Linked DNA regions of Homo sapiens: region 1 is linked to region 2. Evidence: chromatin loops called from intact Hi-C (ENCODE). Cell type or tissue: natural killer cell. All regions are shown on one strand. Each heading gives the region's core, and the rest is flanking DNA. Links, peaks and the distances in the headings are about the cores only.

Evidence for each region. A loop is a pair of places that touch in the nucleus more often than their neighbours do. Peaks named below come from ENCODE experiments on the same cell type or tissue, not always from the same donor. Only the 100,000 strongest peaks of a DNase experiment are listed, where the experiment ranks them.
Region 1: it touches region 2 in a loop (5-fold over the local background); 2 of 110 quality-filtered maps call a loop at or near these places.

What each region holds. Positions count from the first base shown.
Region 1 is chr7:77,557,341-77,568,019 of GRCh38, forward strand. All of the region lies in intron 1 of PTPN12 (protein tyrosine phosphatase non-receptor type 12), which reads left to right. Among named protein-coding and RNA genes, the nearest start is that of PTPN12, 25 kb to the left of the region's middle. In natural killer cell, for the core only: no CTCF peak of the experiment used is centred there; no DNase peak of the experiment used is centred there; H3K27ac peaks cover 5,333 bases.
Region 2 is chr7:77,347,362-77,358,040 of GRCh38, forward strand. GSAP (gamma-secretase activating protein) reads right to left here. Exons shown (of 31, transcript NM_017439.4): 15 at 8,194-8,286; 16 at 7,852-8,069; 17 at 6,211-6,280; 18 at 5,583-5,665; 19 at 1,990-2,043. Among named protein-coding and RNA genes, the nearest start is that of GSAP, 64 kb to the right of the region's middle. RefSeq lists an enhancer at 672-1,246. In natural killer cell, for the core only: no CTCF peak of the experiment used is centred there; DNase peaks (open chromatin) are centred at 4,390, 4,970, 5,740 and 7,350; H3K27ac peaks cover 6,705 bases.

The sequences.
Region 1 (10,679 bases), core at 846-8,845, 210 kb after region 2:
TTATGGAAGTTTGCTGTGTGAGTGTTTCTGCTCTGATTACTCGTGATTCTCCGTATTCACCTTCTGTCTCTCCAGTTTGGGGGCAGCTGTTTGACCTGTGACTTAACTTCTCTTACAGATCTAAGAAAAGTTGTTGATTTTTCAGTTTGTTTAGCTTTTTACTTGCTCTTAAGATTGAGTGACAGATTTTTTTTTGCATTTTTTTATTGTGATAAAATGTATTAATACAAAACATTTATCATTTAAGTGTACAGTTCTGTGGCATTAGATACATTCACACTGTGCAATTAGGACTCTTAAAAGGAAAAAGTCACATACTGTTAGAAGGGTCATACAAGGCTTTATAGAAAGGATTTTTAAGATGAGCTTCTATATATCAATTAAAAGAACATTTCAGTAGAAACATGGGCGTATGGTATGATAATTACCAGAAGACAAATGCAAATAAGTGCTGAACACAGGAAAAAAATAATCAACCTCTCCAATAATCAGAAAAATTGAAGTTAATCATCATTAACTGTTGGGGGAGTAGCTACCAAATTTGATAAAAACTCAAAAATTCGTAATAATTCAGAAATTGAGAATAGCGGCCGGGCGTGGTGGCTCACACCTGTAATTCTAGCACTTTGGGAGGCTGAGGCGGGCAGATCACGTGAGCTCAGAAGTTCGAGACCAGCCTGGCCAACATGGCGAAACCCCATCTCTACTAAAAATAGAAAAATTAGCTGGGCCTGGTGGTGGGCGCGTGTAATCCCAGCTATTCGGGAGGCTGAGGCAGGAGAATCGCTTGAACCCATGAGGTGGAGGTTGCAGTCAGCCAAGATCACGCCACTGCACTCCAGCCTGGGCAATAGAGCAAGACTCCATCTCAAAAAAAAAAAAAAAAAGAAAAAGAAAAAAGAAAGAAAAAGAAAATGGTAAGGATATAGAAAACTAGTGTTTCTAGGTCCATTAAGGGGAGGGTAAACTGGTGAAGCCTGTTTTGGAAGGCAGTTTGGCCACTTCTAATAGAATTGATAAATGTACATACTCTTTGATCCAGCATGTCAACTTTAGGGATCTTTCCGTAAAAATACTTGCATATGTGCATAAAATAGTATGTCCAAGTATGCAACAATTTTTGTGAAACAACCTAAAATAGCTATTAGTAAGGAGACTTTGCATAACTGGTTACCTAAAAGGAAACAGATGTGGAGGGGAGAGAGTTTGGCTTTTTCATTTTATACCTGTATGCAGAAAAGAGTAACATAGCAGGCCTAAGACTACTATCCTTAGAAAGGCCTGCTTACAATGTTATCCCTTGGCTGGTGTCTGGGAACTTAGACTTTTGGGAGAATTTCCATTATCCCCTGATAAGAGTGGTTCACTGTGCCCAAACTGTACAAACAATGTGGTTTATGAGCTGGGCCCAGTGGCTCAATTGTGTAATCTCAGTGCTTTGGGAGGCCGAGGCAGGAGGATTCCTTGAGGCCAGCTTGGGCCACATAGTAAGACCTCATCTCTACAAAACATTTTTAAAAATTAGCCAGATGTCATGGTGTGCACCTGTGTAGTCTTAGCTACTTTGGGAAGCTGAGGCAGGCAGATAACTTGAGTCCAGTAGTTCAAAGTTGCAGTGAGCCTTAATCATGCCACTGCACTCCAGCATGGGTAGCAGAACAAGACTCTCTCTCTGAAAAACAAAAATAAAAAATAATATGGTTTATGTTGAACATCTACTTTTTTTCTGGGAGTCTGGAATTTTGGTATATTCTTAGGCAGAGTGCCTGTGTAACCAGCCTCCAATAAAAGCCTTGGGCACTTTATTTCTAATGCGCTTCCCTTGTGGACAACGTTTCACACATGTTGTCACAACTTATTTCTGCAGGAATTAGAGGATCGTGTGTAATTTCATTAGAAGAGGATTTTTGAAAGCTTGTGCCTAGTTTCTTCTGGACTTTGCCTCTTGTGCCTTTTTCTTTGCTGCTTTTACTTTGTATCTTTTAGCTGTGATAAATTATAGCTCTGAGTATGGTTATATTCAGTGATATGTTGGATCAGTTGATATGCTGAGTTTTTTACATGTGTGTATTATCTAACCCCTTTATTGTGCACATTTTCCCTTGATGGTAAAACAGTGAAAGCTTTCCTTGGTAACATTGTAGGTGATATAATAAAGAAGTGAATCAAAAAGTGAGTGTCTTTAGGTATGTTATTTAGGACAAGGAGATACTACTTTAGGTAAATTATTTTAAATTACACTTCCAGTTTTTATTACCTTCATATGTCAATAGGATGCTAAACCACAGATGTTAAATTTCAAATAGCATTTTAAGTTTTGCTCTCTAGTTTTATAAATCATATTACATAAACTTACTGAACTAAATGTGAAAATAGGGTGCCAATTCACTGACTATGTGATGTTCCGAATGGGTTATCAATGTCTATTACGTCTAGCAGACTTGCCCTGCTTTGTTGAATGTGTATTTGGAAGACACTAGGCTCTGTGGGGGAAGAAAAAGAAATAGGTTATTATCTGTGAGGCAGTGAATTATAATCTTGGGTGATGGCGGCATTGGTAGTGATGGGATAAAATGTGTAAACATGATGGATATTAAAGGCAAGAATGACAAGTACTATATGACTAGGACATGTTTTTGGAATATATGCCTCATTAGAGCAGGGATTTTGTCCTGTTCATCTCTTATCACTAGCACCTAAAACAGTCCCTGGGCATAGGATAGGTTAGGTGGAGTTAATGTGAAGCCAGTCGTCGTCATAAAAGTGATAATTGAGTTTGAAGAGGAAGTTCTTTTTATTATAAATCTCTGAATCCAGTATGTCAGCAAACTTAAAAATATTTTTTGGGAATATCATAACAGTTAATTCATGAATAGGTCAGAACTTTCTAATGTTGTATGAATATTATGTGACCTGGTAATCTGAGACACTTTAATGGCGCTTGCCTGCAACTAGCTGTTCTTTTTGATACTGGATAGGACATTTAATTCTGTACAAACAACTACTAAGGGTTTCTTTCCCTTAAAAAATTTTTTTTAATTGTGGTAAAATACATGTAACATGAAAACCTATCATCTAAGCCATTTTTAAATGTACAGTTCAATAGCGTTAAGTACATTCACATTGTTGTATAACCAATCTCTAGAACTCTTCTCATCTTAGAAAGCTAAAACTCTGTTCCCATTAAACCACCCTCTTTATTCCAAACTCATTCTCCTCCTTCCTCCAACCTGTAGCACCATTCTATTACACTTTCTGTCTGTATGGATTTGACAATTCTAGGTGCCTCATATAATTAGGATTATAAAATATTGTCTTTTTGTGACTGGTGTATTTCAGTTAGCATAATGTCCTCAGGGTTCATCCATGTTGTAGTATGTGTCAAAATCTTCCTTTTTAAAGGGTTGAAAAATACTGCATTGTATGTATATACTACATTTTGTTTATCTATTTGCCCATAGCATGACACTTAGGTTGCTTCCACCTTTTGGCTATTGTGAATGCTCCTGCTGTGAACATGGTTGTACAAATATCTGTTCGAGACCCTGCTTTCCGTTCTTTGGGGTATATACCCAAAAATGGAATTGCTGAATGATATGATAATTCTACTTTTACTTTTTGAGGAACCACCGTACTGTTTCCTATAGTAACTGTATCATTTTACATTTCACAACAGAGCACAAGGGTTCCAGTTTCTCCATATCCTTGCCAATACCTGTTATTCTGGCTTGTTTTGTTTTGTTTTTTGTTTTTTGTTTTTTATAGAGTTGAGGTTTTGCTGTGTTGCCCAGACTGGTCTTGAACTCCTCAAGTGGCACAAGCGATCCTCCTGCCTTGGCCTCCCAAAGTGCTTGGGTTATAGTTATGAGCCACTGTGCCCAGCCTATTTTGGTTTTTTGATAGTAGCCATCACAATGGTTCGAGTGGATTGCTAAGTCATACAGGGATGTAAAATTGTGTCTGTTGAATCATCTATATGAAATACTTCATAGGAATTGAAGCTATTAAGATTTTGATGCCTGTTGGAGATTATTGGTGACTTGCTAAAAGTAATTTTAGTAGGGTAATAAAGGGAAAAATGAAATTTTCAGAGGGTGTAGGAGTTAGTGGTTCACCAGGAAGTGTAGTTTCTCTTTAGAAAGTTTGGTCAGCTGACCACAGCACTGTGGCAGTCTCCGGCCTTGCAAAAATAACTTTTTTCCATATAGCGGTCAATAAGTATTGAGGTCTCTTAAACTACACAAGTGACTCTTCCTGTGCTATATTTGTTTTTGCAGAGAGAAGTGTGAATTCTGAATCTCTGCTACTAATTTGGGAGTCTTTGTTTTATATTTGTAATCGGAGGTAAAGAGAATTGATGTAATTGTGGCTTAATATGTTAATACTAGAACTTAATATTCTCAATTTTACTGTATGTTTTTAATTAATTAATTAATTAATTAATTTTATTTATTTATTTATTTATTTTTGAGACAGAGTCTTGCTCTGTCGCCCAGGCTGGAATGCAGTGGCACGATCTCGGCTCACTGCAAGCTCCGCCTCCTGGGTTCATGCCATTCTCCTGCCTCAGCCTCCCAAGTAGCTGGGACTACAAGTGCCCATCACCACGCCCAACTAATTTTTGTATTTTTAGTAGAGACGGGGTTTCACCGTGTTAGCCAGGATGGTCTCGGTCTCCTGACCTCATGATCTGCCCGCCTCGGCCTACCAAAGTGTATTTATTTATTTTTTGAGACAGAGTCTCACTCTGTTGCCCAGGCTGGAGTGCAGTGGTGCAGTCTCGGCTCACTGCAACCTCTGCCTCCTGGGTTCAAGCGATTCTCCTGCCCCAGCCTCCCGAGTAGCTGGCATTACAGGCGCATGCCACCACGCCCAGCTAATTTTTGTATTTTTTAGTAGAGATGGGGTTTCACCACCTTGGCCAAGCTGGTCTCAAACTCCCAACCTCAGGTGATCCACCCACCTCGGCCCCAAAGTGCTGGGATTACAGGAGTGAGCCACTGCTTCCGGCCTGCTGTATGTTTTTATTATATACTATGAGATAATGAGATTAGTGATGGATTGCTTTGTAATACTTTGGGAGTCTGGGTTTGGCAGAGTGTGCCCCTATGAAGACTAAGTGGGACTATAATGATTGTGTTTTCTTAAATCAGAATCAGGATGCATAACCAGATGAAGGAAGACATAGTCGGGAGCCATAGTTTTAATATCTAGATTTTGGAATTTTAGGGTGATTTACTATAGGGACAAAGTATTTGAAATTGGGATTGGCGGAACATCAGTGGAACCAGCGATTGCTAAGTTAAATATATACAGGGACATTAGATAATGGATGATGAGGAAATGGGTAAAAGAAAGTGAGGGCCTTGTGAGTTGAAACAAAAATAATCAAACCTGGAACACTTTCCATTTATTGTATTAGATATCTTCATTTCAATAAAATTAATGTATATGACAAAATTTTATTGTCCTCCTAGTTCAAGTGGTATTCTACTTTTATTTCCATAAAAATATACTTTCAGGATAGGGAAAGGGTAAACTTGCATTATAAGTTTGTATTTTCTCACGAAGGGACAGGAGAGAAGAAAAAAATCATTTGCTTATTGTCTAGGCTATGCAAAAAAAAAAAAAGAACAGCCTTGTTTTTTTATTACATTTTTTCATTTAGTTTATGATTTGCCATATTTATTATTTTAAAACATGAAGTCTGTAGTACAAGGTTTTATTTAAAAACATTCTCAAAATCAAGGACTATTACTACATGCATTCAGGGAAGATTATCTAGCTATATTGGAGAGATCTCCTTCGCTAGTAATTGATGAAACCTAGGAATTGAACCCCAGCTTCTCTGACTTAAAGCTGCCCTATTGTGAAGTAGAAATGAAGTGTAAGCAATATATTCTTAAGTATACTGGTCAATTCTGATTTACATAGAAGACCTAACAGTTTATTTACTCCCTACTATTTGTTATGGGATTATGCTGATAGTAGCTATTACTAATAGAAGATACGGTCTAAATCAGGGAATTCGTGTTCTATCAGGGATGGCATATGTGCATATCTAAATAATTACTGTACACTGGGATATGTTCTAGATAAGAGGTGTATATAAAGTAGATAGAGATGAGGAAGTGGATGATGGGCCTGTATGCCAGTACTACTATCAGGAAAAATTTCATGAAGATGATTTCTGTATTGGGCTAGTAAAAAGCAGGGAGTTTCTTGGCAGACAATTAGGGGAATAAGTGAAGCATACATTTTGACATGAGCAAAGCACAGAATCATTTTATTACTCCAAGACTCATAAGACTGGCCCTGTTTACTTCAAAGTTACTTTCTTTATTATCAATCCTGAGTTGGCTTCAAATGAGGAGGCATAGCCATGCATTTCTGAAAAAAAAGGGAGAGAATTAGTCTGTTAGGCAGCAGTGGGTGAACAGTGAGCAAAGATAGGAAGATGAATTTTGATAGGCAGAGTTGCATATTTTGCAACTAAAGGTAGACATTGCAGTTGTATAGTTGAAAGACCCTTTGGTTATTTTAGCTGCTTATAACCATTATCGTTAGTGATGTGCATTTTTTCTTTTTTTTTGAGATGGAGCTCTGTCGCCCAGGCTGGAGTGCAGTGGTGTGATCTCGGCTCACTGCAACCTCAGCCTCCTGAGTAGCTGGGACTACGGGCACACACCACGAGGCTTGGCTAATTTTTGTATTTTTTGGTAGAGATTGGGTTTCACCATGTTGGCCAGGCTGGTCTTGAGCTCCTGACCTCAAGTGATCTGCCCACCTTGGCCTCCTAAAGTGCTGGGATTACAGGCACAAGCCACCGTGCCCAGCCCATATACATATTTTTATGTAAGTATGTTTGTAAAGTTAGAGATAAAATAGTGATAATACAGTGTTACTTTGAGATAGTATAGTGTTACTTTGGCTGGTACTCTAATTTTACTGTATGCTGCTATTAATTTATATTTGGGGTTTTAAGAAATTTTGGTTTGGTTATCATGCAGTTTGTAGGGTTAAATTAATACTATTAAGATGGTGTGGTTTTTCTTACTGAGGACAGTTAAAATTTTCAAATATAAAGCCAGATGAATTTATTTATTTAACAATGGTTATTGAATGTGAACTATGTCCCAAACCTGCTACCGTTTAAAATTCAGATGAATTCTCCAGTAATTGCCTCAGAAATTTTCCGGAGCAATTAGGTAAAAGGAGTATGATTTTATGGGTTAGGTAGCCTTAATATTTTGCCACAGTATAACTCTTAAGCTTAAAGTAATTTCCATTTTTATTTACTATACAAAGTATAGTTTTAATATTTGTATATTCTTATATGCATATTTACTAAAAGTTGTGCCTTATGAAACTCATACTGTGTTTTGTTGTTGTTTTTTGTTGTCGTGTTTTTTTTTTTTTTTTTTTTTTTTTTTTTTGAGACGGAATCTCGCCCTTGTGCCAGGCTGGAGTGCAGTGGCACGATCTCAGCTCACTGCAACCTCCGCCTTACTGGTTTAAGTGATTCTCCTACCTCAGCCTTCCGAGTAGCTTGGATTACAGGCATGCGCCACCATGCCCAGCTAATTTTTGTATTTTTAGTAGAGATGGGGTTTCACCATGTTGGCCAGGATGGTCTCGATCTCCTGACTTCGTGATCTACCAGCCTTGGCCTCCCAAAGTGCTGGGATTAGAGGCATGAGCCACCGCACCCAGCTGAAACTCGTACTGTGTTTTAAGTGTTATAACATTGAGGAATTTGAGGCAGTGGTGTGTGGTCTAATAACAGAGCATGAGAGAGCTTCAGCTTTGATACTTAATTTCTATATATCCCATCTTATTCCGAAAGGAATTTCAGTTAGCTTAATTTCCATTTTAGTGCTGTTTCTTTTTGTGTTAATTTATTGTTTTCTTAATTGTGCTGATTTAAAATCCAGCCAACAAATTAATTTAACGCTTGTCTGTCTAAATGTATTTTCACTTCAAAGTCTCTTCAGTGAATATGAAGACAATTAGCTATATTTTTGCTAACAAGATTTGCTGATGGGGAGAAGAGCGAGATAAAGGAACAAATCAAGGATGAGTGTTAGGTTTTTGGCTTGAACTACTGTTGAATGGTGGTGGTTTTTGGCTTGAACTGCTGTTGAATGGTGGTGCTATTTGGGCATGTTTGTGATGCCCATTACACATCCAGTGGACAGGCCAATAGACAGCTCTTTGACTCTGGAGAGATTTAACAAACTTTAAACATTCTCAGGAGCTTAGATGAACAATGAACTGTTCCACTCTTTTAAGAACTTGAATCTTGACACACAAGTGGGTATCTTAAAGTCACATTGCATGTGATTTTGGAGGCTTTTGAGAATCCATTTATTGATTTAGGATTAGGGGAATACAAATTTAGTGTTTTAGGAAATTGTTTAAAGCAAAGTGAATATTAAACTCGAATTTTGTTTGTATCAAAAATTCTAAGTATTAAAAATGTTTCTCTGACTTGTCTGAGAAGGCTCAGTAAATAATTCTTCAATTTGTAATGAGAGTTTTGCTTTGCATTAGCTATTGGTCTATAAAGTCCAGTAAGATAGTCTAATCTCTGCCTTCAGTTTTATAGATTAGTGGACGAGACAGACAAGTACTGAAATACTTAAGAAATACTTTTCACAAGTGGCAATAGAACAATGTGTTATGGACTCATTGCAGAAGGCTGAGGAGCAGTAAAGGAGGGAAGGTTCAAGAAAGCCTTCAAAAAGGAAATAACACTTTAGCCAGAGCCCTACTCACCAGTAAGAGCAAAAATTGTGCAACTTTGATATTTAAGAAATGGAGGGTTACTGCTAGTCATAGTGGTGGTGAGTAATTCTATATGACTAAAGCATCAAACTCTAATAAGAGCATTATAAAAAGAGGCTAGAAAATTGGACAGGCAACATTCAACATATCTTATAATTAAAGATTTGGTAGTTTATGTTAGAGGTGATAGACACATAGGAGAGTTTTTAAATGTGGGAGTAAAATGGTCAGACTTGACTTTTTAGAACAGTAATAAAGGAGTGCAGTTATTTTTGGAATTCATTTATGTGACTTTTTAAAGACTTCTGGGGTAGGCTGGTGCAGTGGCTTATGGCTGTAATCCCATCACTTTGGGAGGCTAAGGTGGGCAGATGGCTTCAGTCCAGGAGTTCGAGACCAGCCTGGACAACGTGGCGAAACCCCATCTCTACAAAAAATACAATTAGCCAGGCGTGGCGGTGCGTGCCTATAGTCCCAGCTACTCGCTAAGGGACGCTGAGGTGGGAGAATCACCTGAGCCCAGGAGTTTAAGACTGCAGTGAGCTGTGATTGCACCACTGCATTCCAGCCTGGGCAACAGAGTGAGTCCCTGTCTCAATAAAGATCTTTAGGGTAGACTTAATTGCAAATGCTTTCTTAAAGGATTTGTTTGTTTTCTTAGCTTTTTTTTAAAAAGTCACACGATAAAGGGTGTGGTGGGTACCTATAACTTAATACGGACATCATTTAGCTATATTTTTGCCCAGTTAATACAGTAAATGATTAAAAATTCTTTCTTGCTTTAGGATTATATGAAATAATTAAATTATATAATAAATGAATTATTTTATTAATGTTTAGTGCTATTCTCATACAGTCTATGAATAAGGTTTCTTAGTATATTATGTTTCTCAATAATACAGAATTTTTTTGTTTCTTTCTTAGTAATAGCTTCATCAGAGACAATAGAATAGTGGTCGGGAAGTTAAAATGAAATTATATGTGTAGATAATTCTGTTTCATAGAGTTTAAATGAACTTTGGTGCTACTTCTATTCAGGAACTATTTAGACATTAATGTTGATGTGTTAAAAAAAAAAAAAAACCTGCTCTAGGCCAAATCAGATCTTAATCTGGTGGTAATTTTGTACCCACAGAGTTTATTGTTTAACAGGGCAAATTAGATGTATTCTCTTTATATATTTATCATAAGAGTAAGAAATGTAAGTGTTCTAAAAGTACATATAAAGGTAAAACAATTCAGAGGGGAAGATTATGTCTGGAGGAAGGGCATCAGAAACTCTGTAGGAGCTAGGGCTTAAAATTAAAAGATAAGTAAGCTTTGGAGGTGTGCAAGTGGGGAGACCACCAACAAGCAAAGAAAAAGCATACACAAAGACACAGAAAAATGATTATCATGGGATTTTTTTTAAAGTAGAATCTTAGCAACTTTTAAAAAGACAAATTATCAGGCAATTACCACCTCAGACCTACTGAATCAGAAACTACTGGGATGAGGCCCAGCAATGTGGCCCTCCAGGTGATTCTGAAGCACACTCAAATTTGACAAACTGCTTTGCAATTTCAGGCAGATAAATTGACCTGGAATATGCAACTCTTTCTGATCTTTGATCTAGGAAAGGTTTTAAAGAAATAAATCTGAAGTAACAACATTTAAAGAGTTCCAGTAATTAGTTCAATAATAATAGTTAACATTTATTGAGCCATTTTATGTACTAGACCTTTTGCTGAGTAAAGGTTATTATCTCAGTTTTATAGATGAGACACAGAGAGGTTAAATATGTTAATTGTCACACAGCTAAGAAAGTACCAGATCCAGAATTTTAATTTATGTAGCTTACTATAAAGCTGACATTTTTTGGTGGGAAATAAGTTCCAACTTGTAGATACCTT
Region 2 (10,679 bases), core at 1,156-9,155:
GACTATGTCCCCCAACCTGTGGGATCTGACACTGTCTCTAGGTAGATAGTGTCAGAACTGAATTAAAGGACACCCAGCTGGTGTCTGCTGCTTGGTACATGAAGAATTCCCACACATTTGGTAACAGAAGTGTTTTTCTGTGTTGATGATTATTGTTGCAGTGTGAGAGAGAGGGAAAACACAGTTTGGACAGAGTTTTTCCTCACACACTTACTAATTTAAAATAATAAAAAGAAAAAGACACTGCCATCCAGTGGAATCCTATGGAGTCATTAGAAATTATAAGTTTACATAGCAACATGAAAAAATGTTTACAATAACATAATTTCTAAAATTTATCTAATATCTGTAGATCACAATTACTACTGGGTAAAATATGCATACCTATAACAAAGGCCAAGAGGAAATGGGGGAGAAGAGACAGTTGGTACATTAGGAACTGTAGAATTATGGATGATATTTCTTTCAAAATTTTTCTTCACTGGTTTGTTGTCCATTAAAAAATTATGGTCCATCATGGTGGTTCACACCTATAATCCTAGCACTCTAAGAGGCTAAGGCAGGAGGATGACTTGAGGCCAGTAGATTGAGATCATCCTGGCAACATAGCAAGACCCCATCTCTACAAAAAAAAAAAAAAATAAGAAAAAATAAGAAACTGGATGGGTATGGTGGCTCATGACTGTAGTACCAACCACTCAGGAGGCTGAGACGGGAGGATTGCTTGAGCCCAGGAATTAGAGATTATAGTGAGCTATGATCATGCCACTGCACTCCAGCCTGGGCAACAAAGAGAGACCCCATCTCTAAAAATAAATAAATAAAAACACATTATGGATTTGGTAAGACTAGTAGAAAAGGCAGAAACAATAAACAATAAATAAAATGAATGGGTGGAATCTTTTAAAACACCTTTTAAACTATTAATAAAACCTTTCTTTTCTCTTCATCTTCATATGTTAGTAGGACTTCACAGTAGTCCCATGCTTTTGCCTGGAAACACAGATCATCAGTCTATTTTTAAGGGATTCTTCTTAGGACCAAAACCTAGAACCACTAACCTGGCCCCCGATCTACCCTCTCTTGCCCCCAGTGAATCACTGTGACCTAAAATGCCACAGCCTTCCCCCAGCTGTCCAGGCCCGGCCTGCCCTTCACAGATACAAAAGAATCAAATGGAAATAAAAGGCGTCAGCACCCTGAGCTCCCTGCTGCCAGAAGTTGAGATTTCCCAGTCTACCTCAAGCTATGATTAACAGGAGGCAATGCTAAATGCCAAAAACAACAAAGGAGCTTCAAGGAAACTGTGCTAAAACACTCCCCCTAGTTTTAACTACATACATATCCTTTTCTACTCACTCCACCCCATTCTCCTATGGTACTCCAAAACTATTGTGAAGCCACCAGGTTGCAGAAAGACACTAACAGCTACAGCTTAATGTTCAGAGGTTGATGAAGACCACATAGTGGGCCAATACAGATCACTCCTGAGAAACAAAAAAGCTGTTTTTACAACCAGAAGGAAATTAGATAATCCTAGCCCACATTACTTAATGGTTTTAAGACTGGAAATTCTGTGTGTGTGTGTGTGTGCACGTGCACGTGCGCAAGCTCATTTTGAGGGAGTAATAGTGCAAATAAAGTAAAAGCAGCTACCAGCCTCTCTAAAGATCATCTACAAGACCTCCCCCAGTACAGCCTGTTCTGAGGTACAGTGGCAAGTGCTGGTTCTGGAAGGTTTAAGTTGAGCACCGTAATTCTCTCCTATCTTCAGGAAACTTCCTTCAAAGAGCATTCCTGAGAATTGCCATAATACCATACTCAGTGATCACTCACCCATGTAGGAAGGATTCTCCAGAAAACCCACCCTACTGCCTTGCCCTCCCCTCCCCTGCCAATTTGCAATCCCTTTTGGAACCACCATAATACTCAGGCAGCAGAGCTTTAGTCATGTATCTGTACTTTTGTTTCTTGCTGTAAGGGACCTACCTTCATAAGAGGCAATGCAATGTCTTCTGTCACAAGAGTTATTCCAGGAATTTCCTATAGTGGGGAAAAACACACACACACAGCTGCTCAGTGTATGAACTACCACTAGCTCAAGCTTTCAGGGAGTGTTTTCTGCACAGACAGAAGCTGAGGGCAGCTTCCAGCTTCTAACCTCTACTTTAAATAAACCTTGGAGGGCATAAATAACAGTGAATATAGCCTATCTCTTGCCTCAGGAAAGGACACATTCTTTAAAGTCACAATTATAATAGGTGACAGGGTCTCTAAAGTAAAGGAAAAGACTATTACAAAGAAATAGAGAGCAAATAGGGTATTTTTATACATTTCTATTAAAGAACGAATGAGGCAAATTATGTTTGCACCAAATGTAACGATAAAGGGGAAATGTTTCATTATCAATACTCCTTCCTCTCTCTTCTTTCACTTAAATGTATTATAGTTGGCCCCTACCTCACTAGAAGGAATCAAGACTAACAGGATTCTTGCATGACTTGACTGGGTAATTTTTCTGTACCTCATTGTCCTCTGTAATTTCAGAGGTAGGAGCCCCCCATACCCAAAGGACTATAAATCATGCTGCTATAAAGACACATGCACACGTATGTTTATTGCGGCATTATTCACAATAGCAAAGACTTGGAACCAACCCAAATGTCCAACAATGATAGACTGGATTAAGAAAATGTGGCACATATACAACACCATGGAATACTATGCAGCCATAAAAAATGATGAGTTCATGTCCTTTGTAGGGACATGGATGAAATTGGAAATCATCATTCTCAGTAAACTATCGCAAGGACAAAAAACCAAACACTGCATGTTCTCACTCATAGATGGGAACTGAACAATGAGAACACACGGACACAGGAAGGGGAACATCACACTCTGGGGACTGTTGTGGGGTGGGGGGAGGGGGGAGGGATAGCATTAGGAGATATACCTAATGCTAAATGACGAGTTAATGGGTGCAGCACACCAGCATGGCACATGTATACATATGTAACTAACCTGCACATTGTGCACATGTACCCTAAAACTTAAAGTATAATAATTAAAAAAAAAAAAAAAGTTTCTGCAGCAGCCAGGTGCAGTGGCTCGCGCCTGTAATCCCAGAACTTTGGGAGGCCAAGGCTGGCAGATCACTTTAGATCAAGAGTTTGAGACCGACCTGGCCAACATGGTGAAACCCCGCTCTACTAAAAAAAAAAAAAAAAAAAAATTAGCCAGCCATGGTGGCAGGCGCCTGTATTTCCAGCTACTCAGGAGGCTGAGGCAGGACAATCACTTGAACCTGGGAGATGGAGGTTGCAGTGAGCTGAGACTGCACCATTGCACTCCAGACTGGACGACAGAGCAAGACTCCGTCTCCAAAGAAAAAAAAGAGTTTCTGCAGTGCTATCATCATGGCAAATCTGAAAGGTGAACAATTCATTTCAAGAAGGGCAAATGATAGCATTCTGCTAACTAGTGAGTGTTAAAACAGAAATTTAATAAAAGGATAAACTTTCAAGATTGCCTTTTATTCACTATTATTTTGAAAAGTGTATCTGTATGTTAATTATGTAATTAGCCTCTCATCTGGTCAAATCAGCTTTCATTTCCTTAAAAAAAAGTAGATAAGTATATAAGAAAATATTTTAGGAGATGTAATGTAGAAATAAAAATTGATATTTGTCTATAATTTAAATGACCGAGATTTTACTGATATAGAATATTCCTGTAAAAAAGGGTATCATGGGGACAGAGAAATAAGTTTTCAGAACATGCAAACAACTAAGTTCTTCAATGTGACAGTTGAAAGCCGTGATAAGAATCTATTGTGTGCTTCATTTATCACTACAGAGGATACCTCAAAAAAAATTAAAATTTCATTACAGTTTTGGTTATAAATAGCATTTTAAAAGAGGTATAGTTGTTTGCAAAACATAATTCAGGATTATCTATGTGTAAGGGCATCACATTTTCTATTATCTTAAAAAATCCAAGTCAGTTGTCTCCTACAAAAATGTGAAATCCATGTTTTCGCCTGTGGAAACTTTTTATTAAGGTTGTAGCATTAAGAACATTTGCAGATAAGAGAAAAATAAATGATTTGCATCACAGCTAATGATAAGCATAGACTGATAGATTTTCAAGATTAGAAGAGACCTTTAAGGTAACCTAGTCCAACCACAAGAAGTTTAAAGCAACATGGCAAACCCCAAGATTAGTTCAGTACAGGGAGGTTATAACCACAGGTTTCTTTATATCGCTCTTCTTGGACTTCCTGATGTCACCCTGTGCGTGTCCACAATAGCTGCTCCACCCTGCACAATCTTGAGAAGTGCAAAAGGGAAGCGTTACCCTCAGGGTGATATTCTCACACCACATCCAATTAACATGTGGCTCAGTCTTTTAACACAACCCTGGGAACCAGTGGTCCCAGCTGCCTCCTGGACACTTTGAACACAGGACATAACAGCAGGGGGTTGGTAAGGGAGGGAGCGGAGATGTGCATTTCCTGACTCTGGGGTGGTGTAACCTGCAGACTTCCTGCCATGTGACCACAGGGTCTGCATGTCTATTCACATGTGTTCCAAAAGAAAAACGTGGGTGCCTAGAGAGGGAACAAGTTCAGGCCTTTCTTTCCCTTAAATTCTAAGGTGGGGCATAAAAGTCTAATAACCACGACAGTAAAAGACAAAGAAAAGGCCTTTAGGAAAGCACTGCCACTGTGCATACCAAAAATTTAGAAATTAATCAAACACACTTGATACATCTTTTTTAAGGACTATATTTAGACAGGGTCTAAACATAAAGTGTCACCATTTACTCTAGTACATATTTTCCTATGACTGTGTTATTTAAATTCAATTTATTTTTCTAAGTACCTTTTTGATATAAACTTCTGCCTCAAAAGCAAGCATGTAGTTCTAATATCTAAATAAGAAACATGAGGCAGAACTTTTTCAGGCACAGCCTATGTACGGTTTTCACTTGCTGGGCCAGCAAAGCTCTGTCTACTGTACCATATTCAAGAGAAAATGAGCAGTGTTTTAGCTCAGCACATCCTAATTTAAAAGGAGGGAGTCAGAACCGACAGGGAGAAAAAGTCATTTGGGGTGAATGTGCCTAAGATTGCTGACTTTTACTGATCCTGAAGCTCTAGAGTTATTACAGACTTTTTAATGGGGCTGGAAAAAGGGGTCGTGAAGGTCCTTATCTACCAAGTATGATAGCAGCAATCCACCCATTCCTCACTTATAAAAACTCAGTACATATTTTAATCCACTCTAGTCACTTAGAAAATAAAAATACCATGATAGAGGTTTAGTTCTGCCTGGTAATAGGAAGAATAATAAATACCCTGTGTACCTGCTCCTTTGGTTTTACTGTTTTTATACAAATACTTTTGGCCAATAGCAGGGATTTGCTATTACTTTTCTGCCAAAAAAAATTCAACTGAGTTCTTTATCAGTCAAAACAGTAGTGAAATCACGACCTTGATGGCTATAAGAGAGGTGTCCAACAACTGACCCACAACTGTGAATTGATTTTATTTGCATACAGCATACACAGTGTTAACTTACTGTATTCCAAGTGAGCACTGAGGAATGTGGCAATAGTTTGTCCATGTTACTTGTCTCTGAATATACACTCCAGTATGAAGAAGCTGAGTAGATTTTTTTTGAAACAGGGGGAAAAAAGATGTGGTTTAATAAGATGATGACAGCATTGTAATGCAACCAAAACACGCAAACCAACAAAGTTTTCATTGTCTTATCCCTCATCCTCAAAACGGTAACCATCATGATTTTATCTACTGACTAAAATGTTCAGGTTCTGCTTTTTACAATGAGAAGAATAACTTAGTACCATATCTACCCAAATGACATTATATCATTTCATACGAAACCAGCCAACACAAAACTGGGCTAAGAAAGTTACATCTTACTGGAAAAAAAAATCACTAATAAGGTTATAGAATCAAGATCCTATCTTGTATCTCATCAATCTCTGTACAGCCATAGTTTCTTAGAAAACCACAAGAGAATGAAATTTAATTAGCTGCTGACTCCGATAGAGTTTTGTTTTTTTTTTTTAATGTGCTCCAAAGTAGCATTTGGACAGGTTGAGGCATTCACTATCAATTTACTGCTTTCCCTCAAGCAAAAAGGTCAAGTATTCAACTTAAGCTGCAACATCAGCAACACTTACCAATTATAAATTCCTGAATGAGGTCAAATGAATGGCAGGCAGAGACATTCTCAGAAATCCACTGAATAATCTTTAAAAAGTCAGACAGAACTCTGTTGGTATTTAAATCTGCTCTCTGCCTCCACTACCAAAGAAGTACAAATATACATGAATCTTTTGCATTCTATACCTATTTTAGAATTGCCTAAGAATATACTCACTTCTATACTATCTTCAAGATACATAATGCAATTCTGGGTAGGTAAAACGGTATTTTATAAGTGAGATCCTTTTTATACATCTTTTTAATAAATCTCCTTGGCTGGAAACCAAATAAACGTTCCTCAACCTAACGTTTGTGCAAGAATAGGTCATGTTATAGCAAAGCACCAGTGGAAAGAGCCGTGGGATACAGGAAAAAAAGAAAAACAAAACCACTAGGCTTGAGGGCAGCAGAGCTGGGTGTGAATTCCAGCTGGGTCCTGGGTGTGAATACGGACACACCAGTTAACCTTTGTGAGCATCACTGTACTGCCTCCTGAGGGAGGGATAATCCCTGCTATACCATCAACTCGCTCATCTCCATAATCATCCTCACCTGCTAGAGGAATGTTTTCCATCTCAGCACTGACAGATATTATAAGGCACGCCTAACCATGGTGCACACTTGCACTTCTGCTCCTACCAGTAAGCTGTTTAATTCAAAACCGATTTATGTTATTGTACTTATTTTCAAAATTAGGTAATACGATATTACTATCGACAAGTAAAATGTGGATGCAGAGAGTGTCATTGGGTCAGTAAAAGTTGAATGCTTTGTAAAGAGTCAAAGGCATGTCTCTAAAACACTAGAAAATTAGGTTTAGGGGAAACAACTAAAAAAGATTGGGTAAAAAATGCCTGGTATACACAGCTTGCTTTGTAAGGGTCTTTAAATTACTATATCCTTAGAAATAAAAATTTTTAAAAAGTAACAGGAAGTTAGAGGTAACTCATTACTAGTGCTTTTATGCATGAAAAATGATGTTGAACTTCAATTAGCAGATGCACAAAGAAAGGCTTGAGTCAAAACATGGGTGAATAATGTACATTGTTATGTTTCAGGTTAAAATAAAACGTCTAATGTCTTTTTTTTTTTTTTTGTAGTTAACCAGCCACTCTTTGATCTTAACCACATCTGATAAAGAGATTTTTCTGACTTCACAGGATAGCTGTAAAATAACACAGAATGCACGTGGAAGTACTTAATAAACTCTAATGTGAAATACAAATGTAAGCTATTTTTATTACAAATGTAATAAATATCTGCCACCAGATTTTAGTCCTTTTGATAATTATAGATCAAATACAGACCAGGAGAAAAAGTAGATATTTAAGAAACGCATTATTTACTGAGCTCTTCATTGAAATATTACTGACATAGCTAAACTTTTATTCCCAATATGGAAAAGGGGGTACCCAAAAGAACAGAAACACCCTGAGTGTGAGACCTGGTAGGGATCCATAAAAAAGCAGCGCAAAAGATGACGATGTCAGCAGCAAGGCCACACACCTCAATTAATTGTTACTAAATAAAAATAACTCCTGACCATTTTCAACCACAAAATAAATATGTTCAGTGTCGTCTATCTGCCCATTTTAAAACATGAGCTATCTTCTCACCTGGGCTTCCAGGAACTGCGCACCTTGACCGCAGTAGAGCGCGCAGTGCAACGCAGCCATCTTCTCACAGTCTAAGCAAGTGTTCTGCAGAAGCTGTAATAAAGACGACTGGCTGAGCAGTGCTCTATAGAGCTTTCCAGAACAACAATCCAATACCAGGGACCCTGACAATGACTGTAAAGGGCAATGAGGTAGCATATCAATCATTTCATTATTTCCTGGCAAAAAAAAAAAAAACAGTAGATCAGCAAATAGAAGAAACTCCTTTCACCCAAACATAGATATTAAAGTCAAAACAAACTCAAATGGGCCACCTCTACAAGAGAAAAACTATAGCCGTACCTGTCAGAAAGAGATTGTGGCAGATCAGGTCTGGATGTTGAACATTAAGTAGGTGGAAGAAATGACCAGGTAAGTAAACAGCCACATAATAGTCTATAGAAGAGAAAGATTTACATCATCTACATGTGGTAAAAGCTGCACAGGTACAGAATGTCACATTATCCCTGCTTGTCTCTGAATATCTCAAAAGGCAAAAGTTTTACCAATGTAATAAGCTATCTAATGACAGCCCGTTTTTTTTTTTTTTTTTTTAAGACAGGGTCTGACTCTGTCACCCAGGCTGGAGTAGCGGTGGTGTGATGTCGGCCCACTGCAGCCTCAAACTCCTGGGCTCAAGTGATCCTCCCCACCTCAGCCTCCCAAGTAGCTGGGACTACAGGACTGTGCCCACAACACCCCACTAATATTTTCTATTTTTATAGAGATGGAGTCTCACCATGTTGCCCAGGCTGGTCTTGAACTCCTGGGCTCAAGCAATCCTCCTGCCTCGGCCTCCCAAAGTGCTGGGATTACAGGCATGTTGCCCAGGCTGGTCTTGAACTCCTGGGCTTGAGCAATCCTCCTGCCTCAGCCTCCCCAAATGCTGGGATTACAAGCATGAGCCACCACACCCAGCCACATTTCTCTTACTAGGTAAACCTCATTTATTTCCATCTTTGGCTAATTTTCTTCAGATATTTAGCTATGGTTATCTTAATTTATACCTGCAGTTTTGTTTCTAAGTGATTTGTGGCTTTATGTGAATCTAAATGATCTCAGAGCAAATTAGAATAAAAATATCAAGCAACACGAATTATTCCTTAATTTGATAAGCTGGAAATAGCCTATATTGGGAATTTTCTTCATAATTTCTGCCAGTTTCGGGAAGCTCTAAAATTTTGTTGCCCATGTTTGTCCAGTGATCATCATTATCATCATCAGTAGCAGGAGCATTTTGTTTAGAGAACCTTTAAATCGATATTCATCAGAATAATCTCTGCAGACACATTGACACTTTGTGAAGTACTAATTTATTTCCTTGCATATCAAGCTGACTAGAATTCACACCTTCAGTCCCTGCACTAGATATTTTTGAATCAAGAACATTTGTACTCAGATGGAGACAAGGTATAAAAAATAGGTTTCTGGAGAATGGAAGGGTGGAAGTAGCCCTTGCCAATACTTTTTCTAGGATCTTAGAAAACAGAAATTCACACAGTAGTAATTTTATATAGATGAAACATTTAGATTATAAGTGAGCCAGCTAGACTCCTTTTCCTAAGAAGTGAAGGAACACATGCTAATCATTTGCATAGAAGGCGTTCTGTGGAAAGGGAAGAGGATATAGAACTCAAACCAGTTGACTTACAAGTGTCCTTTCAGTCAACGTGGATTAAATGATGCTAAAGTGCTTAGCACAAATGGTTGCAATCATCTTATTATAGCAACACTTTACTAGAAAACCACAAACAACAATACAGTGGGACATAATGGAAAGGGTATCGGCATCAAATGACCTAGTTACCTCCCAGCTGTACCACTTAACTAGTTAATTAGGATGGCACTATGTCCGTGGGGTGGTGGCATTTGAAAATATATGACAGTGATTTGGGTTGTTAACATCATTGAGGTAGTGAGAGGGAGATTCCTATTTGGCATTTGGTGAGTAGGCTCTAGGGATGGATGTTCAGTCCCTCAATGAACAGGGAATTTTTGTCTCACCAAAAGGGGCAGTAGTATCTGTGGTAGGCTGAATGATGGCTCCTGAAGATATGCACGTGCTAATCCCCAGAGCCTGTGAATAGGGTAAAAGAGATCTTGCAGATGTGACTAGGATCTTGAGATGGGGAGACTATCCTGGAATATCCAGGTAGACACAGGTAGGCACAAAAGTCCTTATGAGAGGGAGATTTGACTAGAGAAGAGAAGACGACCATACAATGAGGAAAGTAGTTGGAACGAAGTGGCCACAAGCCAAGAAATACTAGCCTCTAGTCAGGGGTGTCCAATCTTTTGGGTTCCCTGGGCCACACTGGGAAGAAGAAGAATTGCCTTGGGCCACACATAACATACACTAATAACAGCTGATAGCTAAAAAAATTAAAACCTCAAAAAAATAATGTTTTAAGAAGGTTTACAGATTTGTCTTGGGCCACATTCAAGCCATCCTGGGCTGTGGGTTGGACAAGCTTGCTCTAGAGGCTGGAGGGAGGACGCAAGGAACAAATTCTTCCCTGGAGCCTCCAGAAGGCACTAGTCCTGCCCACACTTTGGTTTAGCCCCTTCAAGACTCATTTCGAACTTCCAACTTTACAGAACTTTAAGAGAATATTTGTGGTGTTTGAAGTTCTAAGTTTGCCATAATTTGTTACAGCAACAATAAACTAATACAGGATATGCTAACTAGCCTGATTTGATCATTCCACAATGTATATAGGTATCAAAACACCACATTGTACTCCATAAACATATACAATTACTATTTGTCAGTTAAAAACAAAATAAGG